Regions from separate parts of the Homo sapiens genome. Here region 1 is linked to region 2. A link is an interaction called in ENCODE POLR2A ChIA-PET data of the cell type or tissue named here. Cell type or tissue: PC-9. All regions are shown on one strand. Each heading gives the region's core, and the rest is flanking DNA. Links, peaks and the distances in the headings are about the cores only.

The links. Peaks named below come from ENCODE experiments on the same cell type or tissue, not always from the same donor. Only the 100,000 strongest peaks of a DNase experiment are listed, where the experiment ranks them.
Region 1: POLR2A ChIA-PET joins it to region 2 with 10 read pairs; 2 of 35 experiments call an interaction of 5 or more read pairs at or near these places.

Annotation. Positions count from the first base shown.
Region 1 is chr19:14,024,709-14,027,621 of GRCh38, reverse strand. No RefSeq gene overlaps it. Among named protein-coding and RNA genes, the nearest start is that of RLN3, 2.0 kb to the left of the region's middle. In PC-9, for the core only: no CTCF peak of the experiment used is centred there; a DNase peak (open chromatin) is centred at 1,701; H3K4me3 peaks cover 336 bases; H3K27ac peaks cover 1,878 bases.
Region 2 is chr19:14,421,582-14,424,494 of GRCh38, reverse strand. No RefSeq gene overlaps it. Among named protein-coding and RNA genes, the nearest start is that of DDX39A, 3.7 kb to the right of the region's middle. In PC-9, for the core only: no CTCF peak of the experiment used is centred there; no DNase peak of the experiment used is centred there.

The DNA of each region.
Region 1 (2,913 bases), core at 141-2,640, 400 kb after region 2:
AGGCGCCCACCACCACACCTGGCTAATTTTTGTATTTTCAGTAGAGACGGGGTTTTACCACGTTGGCCAGGCTGGTCTCGAACTCCTGGCCTCAGGTGATCCGCCTGTCTCAGCCTCCCAAAGTGCTGGGATTACAGATATGAGCCACAGCCCTCAGCTGCTCAAAGCATTTTATATCTCTGTAATGTATTTGATTCTCCCAACAACCCAGGGTAATGGTTCTCAAATGTGAGTGAGCTTCAGAATCTTTGGGTAGGCTTGTTAAAACAGAAATCAGGCCAGGCGCGGTGGCTCACGCCTGTAATCCCAGCACTTTGGGAGGCCATGGCAGGAGGATTACCTGAGGTCCGGAGTTCGAGACCAGCCTGGCCAACATGGTGAAACCCCGCCTCTACTAAAAATACAAAAAATTAGCCGGGTGTGGTGGCTCATGTCTGTAGCCCCAGCTCCTTGGGAGGCTGAGGCAGGAGAATTGCTTGAACCTGGGAGGTGGAGGTTGCAGTGAGCTGAGATGGCGCCACTGCACTTCAGCCTGGGCAACAGAGTGAGACTCTGTCTCAAAAACAAACAAACAAAACACATATCTTTGTGTCCTACCTGCAGAGCTCCTGACTCAACAGGTATGGAACATATCTAAGAATCTGCATTTCCAACCAGTTCCCAGGTGACATTGATCCTGCTGGTTCAGAAACCAGACTTTTTTTTTTTTCTTTTTTTCAGAGACAGGGTCTGGCTATGTTGCCCAGGCTGGATTGTAGTGGTGGCAACATAGCTCACTGCAGCCTTGAATTCCCGGGTTCAAATGATCCTCCCACCTCAGCCTCCTAAGTAGCTGGGACTACAGGTGTGTACCACCATGCTCAGCTAATTTTTGTATTTTTTGTAGAGATGAGACCTCACAATGTTGCCCGGGCTGGTCTCAAACTCTTGGACTCAAGGGACCCAAATGCGTCAGACTCTCGAAGTGCTGGGATTGGCTGGACACAGTGGTTCACACCTGTAATCCCAGCACTTTGGGAGGTCGAGGCGGGTGGATCACCTGAGGTCAGGAGTTTGAGACCAGCCTGGCCAACATGATGAAACCCTGTCTCTATTAAAAATATAAAAATTAGCCGGGCATGGTGGCGGGTGCCTGTAATCCCAGCTACTGAGAAGGCTGAGGCAGGAGAATCGCTTGAACCCAGGAGGCAGAGGTTGCAGTGAGCCAAGATTGTGTCATTGCACTCCAGCCTGGAGCACCACGCCCAGCCCAGAAACCACAGTTTCTTTCTTTCTTTTTTTTTTTTTTTTGAGATGGAGTCTCGCACTGTCGCCCAGGCTGGAGTGCAGTGGCATGATCTCGGCTCACTGCAAGCTCCCCACTTCCCAGGTTCACGCCATTCTCCTGCCTCAGCCTCCCGAGTAGCTGGGACTACAGGCGCCCGCCACCACGCCCGGCTAATTTTTTGTATTTTTAGTAGAGACGGGGTTTCACTGTGTTAGCCAGGATGGTCTCGATCTCCTGACCTCGTGATCCGCCCGCCTCGACCTCCCAAAGTGCTGGGATTACAGGCGTGAGACACTGCGCCCGGCGGAAACCACACTTTTAAGAGCATGGGGTTATGAATTCAGGACTAAGATAATTCTCATATTACAAATGAGGAAACGGAGACACAGAAGGGTGTCCTGAGGCAGCAGATCCTAACGTTTTTGACGCCAGAAACCGGTTTCGTGGAAGACAATTTTTCCATGGATGGAGTGTCAAGTGGATGGTTTCGGGATGATTCAAGCGTATCACTTTTTTTTTTTTTTTTTTTTTTTTTGAGATGGAGTCTTGCTGTGTCACCAGGCTGGAGTGCAATGGCGCAATCTTGGCTCACTGCAACTTCTGCCTCCCAGGTTCAAGCGATTCTCCTGCCTCAGCTTCCGAGTAGCTGGGACTACAGGCATATGCCACCACGCCCAGCTAATTTTTGTATTTTTAGTAGAGACGAGGTTTCACCATGTTGTCCAGGTTGGTCCCGATCTCTTGACCTCATGATCCGTCCACCTCGGCCTCCCAAAGTGCTGGGACTACAGGCATGAGCCACCGCGCCTGGCCAAGCGCATCACATTTATTGTGCACTTTATTTCTATTATTATTATACTGTAGTTGTATATTGAAATAATCATACAACTCACCATAATGTAAAATTAGTGGCAGTGGCCAGGCACAGTGGCTCATGCCTGTAATCCTAGAACTTTGGGCAGCTGAGGCGGGCGAGTCACTTGAGGTCAGGAGTTCGAGACCAGCCTGGCCGACATGGTCAAACCCCATCTCTACTAATAGTACAAAAATTAGCTGGGCATGGTGGCACATGCCTGTAATCCCAGTTACTCAGGAGTCTGAGGCAGGAGACTCACTTGAACCCAGGAGGCAGAGTCTGCAGTGAGCCGAGATTGAGCCACTGTGCATCAGCGTGGGCGACAGAGTGAGACTTTGTCACAAAAAATAATCATCATCATCATAATAAAATAAAAATATATATATTGAGAGGCTGGGAATGATGGCTCACGCCTGTAATTCCGGAACTTTGGGCAGCCAAGGCAGGAGGATTGCTTGAACCCAAGAGTTCCAGACCAGCCTGGGCAACAGGTGAAACCCCACCTCTACAAATAATGTAAAAATTAGCCAGGTGTGGTGGCACACATCTGTGATCCCAGCTACTCAGGAGGCTGAGGTGGGAAGATCACTTTTGCCTAAGCGTTCAAGGCTGCCATGAGCTGAGATTGCATCACTGCACTCCAGCCTGTACAACGGAGCCAAACCTTGTCTAAAAAAAAAAAAAATTGAGGCCGGGCATGGTGGCTCATGCCTGTAATCCCAGCACTTTGGGAGGCTGAGGAGGACGGATCACTTGAGGTCAAGAGTTTGAGACCAGCCTGGCCAACACG
Region 2 (2,913 bases), core at 140-2,639:
ACTATGGCCCGAGTGAAAGCCAGACTGTTTATTTTTTTCTTTTTATTTATATCATGTAATTTTATTTTTTGAAACGGAGTCTCGCTCTGTCGCCCAGGCTGGAGTGCAGTGGTGTGATCTCAGCTCACTGCAGCCTCCACCTCCCAGGTTCACAAGATTATTCTGCCTCAGACAACTGAGTAGCTGGGATTACAGGTGCCTGCCACCATGCCCAGATAATTTTTGTAGTTTTAGTAGAGACGAGTTTTCTCCATTTTAGCCAGGCTGGTCTTGAACTCTTGACCTCAGGTGATTCACCCGCCTCGGTTCCCAAAGTGCTGGGATTACAGGCGTGAGCCACTGTGCCTGGCCCAGACCCTGTTTGAAAAAAAATAAAAATTAGTCGGGCATGGTGGCAGGTGCCTGTAATCCCAGCTACTCGGAAGGCTGAGGCAGAAGAATCGCTTAAACCCGAGAGGTGGTGGTTGCAGTTAGCCGAGATCGTGCCACTGCACTCCAGCCTGGGGAACAAGAGTGAAACTCCGTCTCAAAAAAAAAAAAAAAAAAAAAAAAAGTAAATGGGAAAAATAAAAAGGGAAATGAAAGGAAATTTATATGAAGTAGCTTTTTAGCTTTTTTTTTTTCCTTTGGTAGAGAAGAGGTCTCACCACATTGCCCAAGCTAGTCTTGAACTTCCTGCCTCAGCCTTCCAAAGTTCTGGGATTACATGTGTGAGCCACTACACCCAGTACCTTTTCTATGTTTTGATATGTATAGATATCCAAATACCTACCATTGTAACATCACAAAGAAGATGAAGGTAAAAACAACAAAACAAATACTTAGCATTGTGTTGCAATTGCCTACAGTATTCAGACAGTTACACACTGTCCGGGTTGGTAGCCTAGGAGCAGTAGGCTTTATATAGCAGGGGTCCCCACCCCCACCCCTCCCTGGCCTTGTGGCCTGTCAGGGACCAGGCCACACAGCAGGAGGTGAGTGATGGGTGAGCATTACCTACAGCCTGAGCTCTGCCTCCTCTCAGATCAGCAACAGCATTAGATTCTCATAGCAGCTCAACCCTATTGTGAACTGTGCATGTGAGGGATCGAGGTTGCCCATTCCTTATGAGAATCTAACTAATGCCTGATGATCTGAGGTGGAACAATTTCATCCCAGAACCATCCACCCTCCTTACGTCCATGGAAAAATTGTCTTCCATCATTCAGGTCCCTGGTGCCAAAAAGGTTGGGGACTGCTGGGCTATACCACATAGCCTACACGTGTAGTAGCCATACCATCTAGGTTTTTTTTTTGAGATGGAGTCTCACTCTGTTGCCCAGGCTGGAGTGCAATGGCAGGATCTCGGCTCATTGCAACCTCCGCCTCCTGGGTTCAAGTGATTCTCCTGCCTCAGCCTCCTGAGTAGCTGGTATTACAGGTGCGCACCACCATGCCCGGCTAATTTTTGTATTTTTAGTACAGACAGTGTTTCACCATGTTGGCCAGGCTGCTCTCGAACTCCTGACCTCGTGATCCACCCGCCTTGGCCTCCCAAAGTGCTGGGAATGAACCACCATGCCCAGACCCATCTAGGTTTATCTAAGTTCCCTTGTCTAGGTCAGTTTGCATTGCTATAGAGGAATACCTGAGTCTGGGTAATTTATAAAGAGGTTTATTTGGCTCACAGTTCTGCAGACTGTACCAGAAGCATGACACTAGCATTTGTTTCTGGGAGGGCCTCGGAAAGTTTCCAATCATAGTTGAAGGGGAAGGGGAGCAGGCATTCCATGGTGAGACAGGAAGGAAGCCAGACCGAGAGAGGATAGCAGTGCCGTGCTCTTTTAAACGATCAGCAATCTCATGAATAGAAGGAGAACTCACTTTACCATGGAAATGTCACTAAGCCATTCATGAGGGATCTACCCTTGTGACCAAAAAGACCTCCCACTAGGTCCCACATCCAACACTGCGGATCACCTGTCTGCCTGCCTGGCTTCCTTCCTTCGTTTCCCCTTCCTTCCTTCCTTCCTCTTTCTTCTTTATTTTTGTTTTATTCTTTTTCTTTTTTCTCTTTTTTTTTTGAGACGGAGTCTCACTCTTTCACCCAGGCCAGACTGCAGTGGCGCTATCTCAGCTCACTGCCAGCTCCACCTCCCAGGTTCACGCCATTCTCCTGCCTCAGCCTCTCAAGTAGCTGAGACTACAGGTGTCCGCCACCACGCCCAGCTAATTTTTTGTATTTTTAGTAGAGACGGGGTTTCACCGTGTTAGCCAGGATGGTCTCGATCTCCTGACCTCGTGATCTGCCCACCTCAGCTCCCAAAGTGCTGGGATTACAGACGTGAGCCACCGCACCTGGCCTCTTTCCTCTTTTTTTTTTTTTTTTTTTTTTTTGAGACAGTCTCACTCTGTCTCCCAGGCTGGAGTGCAGTGGCACAAACATGGCTCACTGCAGCCCCAACCTCCTGGGCTCAAGAAGGATCACATTTCAACATGAGATTTGGAGGGGACAAACATCCAAACTGTATCAAACTCCATGATGTTCATACAATGACAAGATTGCCTATGGAGACATTCCTCAACATGTCCGTGTCATTATGTGACCCCATGACTGTAATTCTTGTAAAGGTGGGTGCAGTAACTGTTCAGTACGACTGTTTTTCTTTAGGGCATTGTTTCTGTACTGGGAGGAAAGGAGTTGGAGTGAAGCACAGGTGACTTCAACTTTTTTTTTTTTTTTTTTTTGAGACAGAGTTTCGCTCTTGTTGCCCAGGCTGGAGTACAATAGTGCGATCTTGGCTCAACGCAACCTCCGCCTCCCAGGTTCAAGCGATTCTCCTGCCTCAGCCTCCCGAATAGCTGGGATTACAGGCATATGCCACCACGGCTGGCTAATTTTGTGTTTTTAGTAGAGACGAGGGTTCTCCATGT